2 separate regions of the Homo sapiens genome follow, and region 2 is linked to region 1. A link is a contact called in ENCODE Hi-C or POLR2A ChIA-PET data. All regions are on one chromosome and are shown on one strand. Each heading gives the region's core, a stretch centred on a gene start or an enhancer-like site at or near the end of the contact. The rest is flanking DNA. Distances are from core to core; before and after follow the strand shown. Region 1 overlaps APP (amyloid beta precursor protein). Region 2 overlaps APP (amyloid beta precursor protein).

Region 1 (5,320 bases), core at 1,861-4,360:
CTCTTTATTTATTGATTAGGTACCTGTATTTTCAAGAATATTACTCAGCTTCAGTTCCCCCAAATCTTTTTTAGTGTTAACTACCTTCCGAGAACGTGGTATAACATTTTAAAATATATTTTTTGAAGGTTTGGATGTCACTGAAGATCCCCCTATTTATTGGATGGTATCTTTATCAGCTGGGAAGATAATTAGTTTCCCAATGTTGCTATATTTTTATGAATAGGTCCTGTAGCTCTTGCTTTCTTGAAAGCTTAGAATTGATTGTAAGCCATGGACTAATGATATTCTCCAAGCATATTTAACATGAATAGGCTCATGTTCAGTATGTCAAGAAGTTACCCTGTTGTACTATTTAAATAATTTGAGCTTAGTTTTCTTTTTCCACCTTTGTTCTAAATTCTTAGGTGAGTCTGAATTCCTGGGCATCTGTGCACACAGCTTCTTCAGTAGGTCCTTTACTCTCATTGTATCTGATCTTTGACTTCATAAAGACCCTTGGCCTACTGACCCTGTATTTAATTTCACATCTCAATAGTATTTAGCCTTCTCATATTTTTCCTCTTCTTTAGAGCTCCCTGATCCCTCACTCCAGTCATTCAACTCTGTGTATTCCTTTAACTTCCACCCTCGCTCTGTCTCTTCACAGATATGCTTCTTTATATGGTAGTCAGAAGTTCCTGTGTGATCTTCGTAACCTCCAGTTCCCTCCACAGTCACCTGTTATCAGGCATCTGTTCCTTGAGCTCCAGGGAATGAGCTCTTTGCTATCATTCTGGTTGTCGGACTCACTGGGCACTGTTGTGTCCTCCACAGTCTCTCAGTGGCATCGGTTGATGGGTGCATTCTCCCCACACTGATGTCATTCTGCTGCTTCTGATTTTCTTTCTGCTGTCCTCCATTTTCCTTTCAGGCTCCCTTCCCCGTCCTCCCCGCGCCACCTTTTGCAATATTTAGGATTCAGAAATTCCAAATATTGCAAAATATTTAGAATCAGAATTCAGAAATTCTAAATATCAGTGTTTAATAGGAGTACCCTGGGGTTGTCCATTTTCTCACACAACACATACTTGCTAGGAGATCTCATAAGTGCAGTGGTTTTTCAGAGGCCTGCATTGATGATTCCTGAGTCATTATGTCCAGGCCAGGCCTCATACATACTATTTACTGGTTCTCTTTCTGCGGGTGCTCCACCAAGAATTCAGACTCAATGGAATATTTCTTCTAAGATGTACACCAGTTCCTTATCAAAAAATGGCAAATTCAGACTTCTTAGGTTAAACAGAGAACTCGTGAACATGGCATATGTCTGTTATTCCATTTTTCTCTGTTGGCTTATTGCTGAGTACCATTTGGGATAAAAATCTGTTTCAGGCAAAGGATAGGATTGTTTTCAGCTTTTATTAAATTCTCCTAGACCCTTGATTTTATGCAGAGAACTAATTAAATTTGAATGAATTTAATGTAGAAACCCTGCTATTGATGCAGAAATCAACCTGATTCTGGACTAGCACCAGAATCAACTATTTTTGTTGTTTTTGCTTTCTTTTTTTTTGCTTTTGCTTTCTCTGCCGGTAAATAACAACTAGTATGTAAGAATCAAATGAATCAAGCATAAATCCCTAGGAAATATTTATGCATTCATTTTTAACAATTTAAAGATGTGAAGATATATAATTAAGCATAATCCTCTCAAAGTTTGACGTTGAAAAGTATTTCAGATACTTCAACTTAAATATATTTTTTGCAAAATATCTTTTTTAAAAAAACAGATGTGGTCTCAGCAATGTAATTATTACAGTGTGAGGAGAGCTTACAGTTGTACCAAAATTTATAACTAGGAAGAAGAGAATGTGAAATAATCCGGAAACCTACAAAACTGTCCTATACAGGAATACCAATTAAACAGCTACTAAAAATGAGTGTAAAATGACAATATGGCTTTATCAAGTGCTTAGGGTCTGGAAAAATGCACATATTGCCTGTTATTTATTGTTATACTTAATGAATGTTCTTTTGCACGTGAGAACTGTTATAAAAGATGTCTTTTGTACATACTTGGTACACCAGTTGGCTTTTTAACCCATTAGCTGTTTTCCCCCAAAGGTGGCCTACTCTAGATGACGTTAAAAATACACATTTTCCAGGGACTTATATAAATAGTCAACTGCCCTATTATGGAAACTTAAAAGCGAAGGCCCTGAAATATCCAGACAGTTTGAACATAAACCAAAAATGAAGTGAATCTCTAGAATTGCTGTGTAATAGCGTGAGTGGGGAGGGGGTCCCTCAAGAGAGGGAACTGACCTTTTTCTTCCTCGTGGGTGACCTTGAGTACACACTTTATTTAGTCATTAAAAGGGTCACCTGAAGCTTAGAGAATGAAGATCCTACAGCCTGTTAATTTTATCATTGTTAGAAACTCTCTGCCTTTGGCCTGAAAATGGTAAATCACCTTTCTTAGAAGATTCTCATATCCAGATATTCTTACCAAATCAGAATCTTTTCCAGCATTTTCTTCAAAAAACCACAGTTCTGGGTTAAAACACAGCAGATCCTAACTGTAATTTTCCTTTCATGTACATTTTAGTCATCTTTATAATTTTAAATGAAAGACAGGAACTACATTATTTGAAATAAGGGTTAACCCCCTCTAATTATAAGCATTAATCACACACAGTTTTCTCATTTCTAAATGTTAAATATAAAATGGGAGCTATCTCTTCAGACACTTTTCTGTTGCCTTCTGTGTGCGGCAGGACCTTACTTTTAAGCTTAGTTTGATTTAAAGGCTGAGTTTCTGCTTGCTTGGAATGCTTGCTCTTCAAAATATTTGCTCCCTGGAGAGGGAAACTGAAGATGGAGCTTTCACGTGACTTTGGATTGCTGACCTGGAAGACGTTTGGGGTAATAGGATGGGCTAGGGCATGGTTCCACTGCTTTCTGTTTGAGTGGGGTCAGGAAAGGAAGGCGGGGCTCGCTGTGTGCAAACAGGAAAACATAGTCTGAAGATGTTTGAAGCCTGAGTGCACTTTCATTTGATGCCTTGCTTTATTGCTTAAGAGAATTTTAAACTGCCGAATCCGCAAATGTGCTGCAGCCTATAATGACACATATTTAAATGATTTTTGCATCTAAACAAATGCATTCACTCTTTGCCTGGTGTGTACAATTTGAATGACACTCGTGCTCTGCCTGGAAGGAACAGACGTTTTTCATTATAAAATTCAGTCAAGCAGAAAAGTAGCAAAGGAAGCAGAAATTTCCATTTACATCTATGATTGAAGTTGTAGTGATAAAAGAGGATGACTAAGTTGAAGAGTAGCCTTGTTCTCATTCTGCTATCTGACATGGGATCTTGTCACTTTGGTAATAGTTTTTAAACTTACATTATTGAGGAAGGCTCTGATCAGAAGTCTCAAATTATACATGTTCTTCAACCTTAGATTTTTCTGGGTGTTTTGTTTCAAAAGTCTCAAATTATATATGTTCTTCAACCTTAGATTTTTCTGGGTGTTTTGTTTGGTTTTTTGGTTATCTATAGATAGATTTGAGTATCTCTTTTTTTCTTAAAATCCGTTACTTACTAGTAATAAAGACTTAAGTGGTAGCTTTACGCTCCATTATCACAGAGATTCACAGTACTTTTTAGTTTTTACTTGTGAGCCTCAGCAGGTGTAGACAGATACCTTAGTTGCCACTGATAACATCCAGTTGCCACTAGATCAAGAAATGGTTCAAAATTCTCCAGGGGCATTTTCTGCTAAAGAAGAGTTGGTGATCTTCCTTTTGGAAGCCTTAATGTACTTAAACCTTCTTCCTTAGAAGTCCAGAAATTCAATTATTTCAGCTCTCTGTGGAGTGATAAGTCCTGCCAAATTGATTTACAATAATGAAACTAAGCCTTGTTTACAAATCTAAGTGGTGATTTCTAAGTCCACAGAGGCGTGGTAACAGAGAGAGAGATTCTGATTTATCTGGGGGTCTATCCGTGTTTGAACAGATTGTGTGATTTTTGAAACATGATTCAAAAGGGATGTTGATAAATTCTAAAATACATTTTTATTGAAGAGCTTGATGAATCATGTATACTTACTTTATTTGTTATTCTATTAGATATTGTCTTCCTCATCCCTAGGTGGTGTTGCTAGTACAGTGACAGAATTCAAATCCTTCTTTTTCCTCTGCTCTAACAGAGCTTTGTGAACTCATAGCAATATTGTAATGCCTGGTAAAAGGTGGTGCCAGTTTCAAGTACTATATCCTAATTACTTCATGGCTAACTCTTGTTATTGTTAACAATATTGTTAACTCTTTTGTTAAATGCAGTGACATCTTTTTTCTTTCTCATTCTCTGTGTACTTTTTGCCCTAAATAGTTCTGCATCTTTTAAGATACAAGTTTGCTTTTTCTTGGAGGTTTTTATTTGGAAAATGCCTGAAATATATAGACCAACATTTGTTCCTCCAATGGTTAAATTACATTGTCTCCCAAAGTGAGGCATTTTAAGTCTGGACTATACCCAGGAGAATCTAAAAGAGGCAGTTAATAAGCTCTTGAAGAGCACAGTGGGGTGGTTGTGTATTTATTGAGTCTCACACTTAGGAGAGAAATAGGCTGGACCAAATGAGCCTGGGCATCAAAAGCATGTGGGTGGTCGTTGGTGATATGTGCAGTGATGAGTGTGTGTGCTGAGGGTCCTAGACCAGGCTGGCAGGGAAATGAACTGAAGGCAGTGAAGCCTCCCCTGATAACTGCAGAGAGTGCTGCAGCATCCAGGACCTCAGGATCATGATGAACAAGCTGTAGTGGATGGAAGGGAGAGGAACTATGGGAAGGATGAGTTTCTGGCCAGAAAGTGGTTTACTGGAGTGCTGTGTCTGAGTATTACATGATCTGAGGACCATGAGGTCCAGCTTTGGGAGTATGGAGAGTTTGAGTGGAGTAGAGTTATAGTCCCATGGTCTTCTGATTCACAGACATTCATGAGCGATAAGTATCTATTGAGAAAGTGGAAGCATGATTTTTATGACCTCCTCTTGTTGTGGGGAAATCGATCAACGGGGCCTATATTGGTTGGGTTCTACAACCAAATAGAATGTGTTCAGCAGGAGTCATGTTTTGGGCTCCTCACAATGTTCAGTGTTAGTTCTGTTCCTTTCTCTTGCTTCCACATAGGAAAGACTTTGACCCAATGAGGAATTAGTCATTGTCCTTTGGGTACACTTCCGGAATTTGATAATCAGTTGGGCACTTGATTCTAGTACATTTGCTAAAAGTAATTAATACCCTGCAATTGGAAGCATGCAGCAAGCGACTG
Region 2 (5,865 bases), core at 2,964-5,463, 71 kb after region 1:
GAATTAATACAAAGAGACCCTGCATAGTCTTCACTCAGTACAGTATCACAACTATTAAATTGACATTAATCCCTTAACACTGCTTTAACCCAAGTCTATGCTGCTGCTTCTCCGTGTTCACTTCTGAGAGGCACTGGCCATTTCTTGTGTGCTTATTCATACTTTGTGTAAAAGCATTAGCATCATACATCGCTGGTGCTGACCCTACCCTCAGTCCCAGCTTCTCCCAGAGTAGGCTAAGATTCTCTTTTCTACTACATGGAAAATTGTTCTGGAATAATAAAGGGTTAGCAAAAAAGTCAGAGAAAACAAACAGTTGCATTCCCTTTCCCTGTAGTAGAGTAGGAATATAATTATGAGTGATAGAGGATACGTTCCATTCCTTTCCCAGTCCTCTCCGAAGTCAGCTTCACTGCTGTAGGAAGTTGCTGTTCTCATTATTTCCCTGAGGGAAAGTGTTGGGAAGTGAGAGTTGAGGTGATGGGGAATCAGGGTTGCTGACAATTGGGGGAATTATAACGAGAAGCTCTTTTTCACCAGGAGAGGGGTTGCATGTTAAGAGAAGGCCTATCTGCTCATCCTCCATGTCAGCAGATGAGAACCAGTTGGACAAGGTAGCTGTCTCTTAGAGATTGAGAAGTAACAAAAGCACACTGTCAGTCCTGTTCTTCCAGCCTCACGTACATCTTCTCCATACATTATGTATTTGACATTAAATTAACATACACTGTTACACCCATTCCTGACCGCATTATCTCAGGTAGCCTTTTGTATTTGAGTATTGTGGGATCTGTTGCTATTGCCCATGATGCCCACTTGGACTCCACCAAGGCAGTGAAACTCTTGGGGGCCGTTCAAAGTCAAGAGTGCCAACTGCCCCTAACAGGATTGGGAGAACCAACCAACACTCCCCGAATAGGGACTAACTCACTCTTTTCTTGGCCTTTATGAAAGGAAGGAGTTAAGGCTCTTACAGCTGGAGACTCCAGCAAGAGTTGTAGGCTCAACGTGTAGCTTATACTATTTACTTAATTAACATGTAAATGGATTTTGAGTTCTGAATGCTTGTTCTAGTTGATTAGGGCTCATTTAGCCTGGCTTCTACGAATTAGCTATAACAAATGGTTTCATAGCTGTTATAGAATGAGGCAGAAGAAAATAAAATGAATGTAGCATTATGTTTAATTAGTGGTATAGGAAAATGTTAATATAATGCCATTTAGATTCTGGACTGGGGAGATTGTGCCTTTATCATAAGTAAGAAATTGTTGCTAGGTTTCACATAAGGGCACATAGTTATCATGAATCATCTCCTTCGATCATCATTCTTTTATCCCATTACTTGACTTGCACCCATCCAAAATTCTACCACTTTTATTTAATATATAGACTCATAAAGACAAGGTTTGTGCATCTGCAGAGCTGTGATGTTCACTGCGAGGCCCGTGGCACACATCTATAAGAAGACACATATTTGGTACTCTAAGATGATACTTTTTTTTAATGCCAAAATGTGAGGGTCAGCATAAATTGCCAAGGCATGGTAAATTTTGTTGCCAATGCTCCCGTGACTATGGGGTGAAGGGATTCTGTGCCTCCCTTGGTAGCAATGACCACGGTGCTTGCAATCCCAGTGCCAATTCCCGGCACAGTGCAGGCTCTGGAGGCACTGCTGCCTTGCAGTCTTATTGGAATTAACACTGCCTGAGTAAGAGATTAATAATGGGTATTGTTGTGTCTTAGAAACGTTAAAGAGCATGTGACATGAATATGTACACATTGGTGAAGGAGATACAGAGAAGGAAAGCAAAGTGAAGCTGTAGATGTTTGTTACAACTGAAGGTAAGCTCTGGGAGCAGAGACCACTGCTGGCTATAGTTGATGGGATCCACAATGTCAATACAAATGGGGACTAACTATTGTTTTACTTCCCTATACACGTTGCTCTTTCAGTAGATGCAATAAAGTACTGGTAAAACCAGAGGTGGCTACCATCACGATGATGTCAACAGGAGGGACAGTCAGCACTAAGCCCAGAAGGTGTCAAACACTCCGCAGGAGAAATGCGCCATGCAACGGACATGAAGATGATCTGACACTCTTCACGTGGTTTTCAGATGGAAACGTGGCTACGAAAGCATCAACCTCATTATCATCCATCATTAAGGCCATCTCACTCAGTACTGCTGCTTTCAAAGTCCACGCTCCCAAAGCAAATTGGATTTCTGTACACAATACTCTTACAGGATGAAACCCAACCAACTTGTTGACGTAAGTATCCCATCTACTTCGCAATTTTATTTATCTTCCAAAATTAAAGGACTGGCACCCTGATTTATTAAAAGTGAATTGGGTCTAGGGACCATATCCCCTCTGAGTTACTGACAGAGCAGCTTCTGGCCTGTGAAGCTCAAAGCCATGCCTAGATGTGATGGATCCTTGTCTTTGATTGGCTAATTAGAATCAATCTGTTGAAGGACCAGTGGCAGTGGCTCACGCCTGTAATCCCAGCACTTAGAGAGGCTGAGGCAGGTGTATCACTTGAGGCCAGGAGTTCAAGACCAGCCTGGCCTACCTGGTGAAACCCCATCTCTACTAAAAATACCAAAAAATTAGCCAGGCGTGCTGGTACAAGGGTAATCCCAGCTACTTGGGAGGCTGAGGCGCAAGAATCACTTGAACTCAGGAGGTAGAGGTTGCAGTGAGCCAAGATTGTGCCACTGGGCGGCAGTGCAAGACCCTGTCTCATAAAAAGAAAAAAAGAATCTGTTGAATATTCCTAACTTGGAAGTAATGGGTGATGCGTGGCTTTCATCTTTTAGAAAGGTGTTTTTTCCTCTGTCAGTAAAACTAAGAAGACATCTGTGTGTGCTAAGGCGTCAGTCTAGCAAGGGCAGGGCACAAACCCAGAGAGAGAATTGGGCTGTTGTTTCACTTCCAATAAAAATGGGATATACATGGGAGGTAGAGTTATAATTCTACTCAGGATTGACTTTATACATGCAATTGGATGGGTCACTGATTGACTTTGAGGCAATCAGGGATGAGTGAAACTGATCTTGGGGAGGGTGGCAAGACATGTTGACAGGTAAGATGTGTTTTAATGTATAACAGTGCGTGGTGTGTATTAATCAGTTGGAGTTGATTGACTGCGTTTTATTGTTTGGAACATTCCTGCCCAAGGGTCAGGTAAATATACAAAATATACAAATAATACAGATTTTTAATACATAAATATCAATTAAGTAGCATAATTAAATAATACATTGTTATAGTTGTACTTAATGTGTATGTAAATATATACAAATAATACAGATTTTTAATATATAAATATCAATTAAATAGCAGAATTAATAATACGTTGTTATAGATGTACTTCATGCATATGTAATTAAATTATTAATGTATAATATATAAATACATATTTTAATATACAAATAAAATGGTCTTAAATCAGAGTTAATTTAAGACCATTTATATTAGTACATATCTTAATATACAAATGAATGGTCTTAAGTTAATGTCATTGAGTATAAGTCACATTTACAGATATGACATGTGTTTCCAGATAAAGTCAATGGACAGACAGCTTCCAACACTGGAAAACATTCAAAATATATGCAATTAATTTTATATTTGAGTTAAGGCAATCATTTATTAAGGAAAGCAATCAGATGTTTGTGAGGGCTTAAACTTTCGCTTCATAACCAAAGCAGTTTCCTTACATGAAAGTTGACTTCTTAAAAAGAGAAGTTTATTTTTTATAATGGAGAATTGTTGTGATGTGCAGATACCTTCCGTCATTTCATACTCATCTAAAAGCAGCCAAATGATCTTTTCACCTTTGGCCGGAATCCTTTTATTGCTACCGAGTCCTGCACTCATTAAACCAGATGACAGTGCATGCTCTGAGAGGTGTAAATCTCTAGTCCTGGTGGCCAGTTAAATTCCTCAGTAAATGTTTGGTAGATGCTGCCTAATAAACCAGTCCAGGTTGCCACTGGGAGGATTAAAAGAAGTAAACGTGTATACATGAACAGAGAGACAGTGCCTTTTCATGCTAAATGTGGTTCCCCACATCTCCTCTGATTAGAGGTGTGCTCTGAACAAGCCGAGACGGGGCCGTGCCGAGCAATGATCTCCCGCTGGTACTTTGATGTGACTGAAGGGAAGTGTGCCCCATTCTTTTACGGCGGATGTGGCGGCAACCGGAACAACTTTGACACAGAAGAGTACTGCATGGCCGTGTGTGGCAGCGCCAGTAAGTGGACCCTTCTTCGAGCCTGGCCACCTTTCGTCTCTCTCGCCACTGACTCTGCTTTTTGTAACAGATTGATTTTCCTGGTTCTTGGGAATGGGCCTGTTGCTACCACTAACCACATTTCTGTCCACTTCTCTAATTGCTCAGAGTCTCCGCAGTATGTTCAATCATGAGCACACCTCTCCGTCTTTCCCTGATAAAGCATGGCCATGGATGTGTTCTCTTCCTAGCTGTAGCACATATGTCTTGCAATCCAGAGGGACTTTTGAGTGCTTCTCTTTTAAACAAAGCTGGAGTGGCTGTTTTGTCTTCTGCAGCCAGCCGTTTCTGCAAATGCATACTTATGTGTTTGTCCGTGTACATATGTGTTCATGTTTATGCATGTGCACTACCTGTGCAGATACTGTCTACCACTGGAAGCCTGGCTGATGCAGCTTGAGTTGCATTGATAAGGTGTATGGCTGTGATGAATACCTTTAAGTTGGTTCATAACATGTCTTTTATTGTGCTGATGAGGGAATGTGATTGAATTGAGCTCATGCATCTCAAATGCCGGAGGGTAGAAGTGCCCGTCTTGCCCCCTCCGAGCTCAGCACACAGACATTTGCCAGGTCAAACTTCTGCTTCTTCTCTTGAAAGTAGAAGAAAACTTTTGACTTAACGTGAGAAACTTTCAATGACATAAGGCTCGAGGAACATAATTTTATTTTTTTTGTTTTTTTAAAGACAGGGTCTCATTCTGTCTCACAGGCTGGAGTGCAATGGCGTGATCTTGGCTCACTGCAACCTCCGCCTCCCGGGTTCAAGTGATTCTCCTGCCTCAGCCTCCCCAGCAGCTAGGATCACAGGCACATGCCACTGCGCCCGGCTAATTTTTTGTATTTTTGGTAGAGACAAGGCTTCACCATGTTGACCAGGCTGGTCTCGAACTCCTGACCTCAAGTGATCCACCTGCCTTGGCCATCCAAAGTGCTGGGATTACAGGCGTGAGCCACTGCACCCCGCCAGAACATAATTTTCAAAGTCTTTCTCTTGAACATTAAGCTTTTCATAATTCCGGGGGATAAAAATATGAAGTCATGATGACTTAAGTGCATGATGAAATTTTCCCCAAAGAGGTAATTCTCAGGAGGTCCAGTACCAGATGTGAGACTTCCATGTCGTTAACAGACTTCCAAGTGAAATTCCCAATTGTGCTTATTTATTTATTTATTTATTTATTTGTTGTTGTTGTTCATGAGTAGGAAGTATGAACTACTCAAGAAGTAATTATTCAGCTCAGCTTGATAACTAAAAATGAAACTCAATAACTGTGTATTACTTTTTTGAGAGACTCCTGCCTAATTCTCCGCTGTGTTGCAAGGGTGGCAGCCACATTTCCTGCCTGAGATTCCTAGGGATTATATAAATTGTTTTGCAGCAAGATCTTAGGATTAAGCAAAACAACAGAAGGGCCTGCACCATTAATACCCCCACTGTAAAGGAGCCCAGGATCTAAGAGGAATGTAATGGAAAAGCTCCTGTTGGTCTCCTGCCATCGCCAGTGAATGAGATGACTGCTTCAGTCCCATGTGTGAACAGGTGTAGGAACTGATAACCTCAAG

The links. A loop is a pair of places that touch in the nucleus more often than their neighbours do. ChIA-PET counts read pairs that join two places held with the same protein, here RNA polymerase II (POLR2A). Pooled maps may share reads with other maps.
Region 2: a pooled map shows a loop between it and region 1 (4-fold over the local background). The contact joins two enhancer-like sites. A Hi-C loop is called at or near these places in 4 of 50 pooled maps. POLR2A ChIA-PET finds 5 or more read pairs at or near these places in 2 of 52 experiments (K562 and activated CD4-positive, alpha-beta T cell).

Annotation. Positions count from the first base shown.
Region 1 is chr21:26,068,886-26,074,205 of GRCh38, reverse strand. The region is part of intron 3 of APP (amyloid beta precursor protein); the gene reads left to right. Among named protein-coding and RNA genes, the nearest start is that of APP, 99 kb to the left of the region's middle. Within about 2 kb of position 3,110, at least 8 of the 41 ENCODE cell types and tissues checked have a DNase peak (open chromatin) inside an H3K27ac peak, as active enhancers do.
Region 2 is chr21:25,998,411-26,004,275 of GRCh38, reverse strand. It overlaps APP (amyloid beta precursor protein), which reads left to right. Exons shown (of 18, transcript NM_000484.4): 7 at 4,094-4,261. Among named protein-coding and RNA genes, the nearest start is that of APP, 170 kb to the left of the region's middle. RefSeq lists an enhancer at 5,271-5,865. Within about 2 kb of position 4,213, at least 2 of the 41 ENCODE cell types and tissues checked have a DNase peak (open chromatin) inside an H3K27ac peak, as active enhancers do.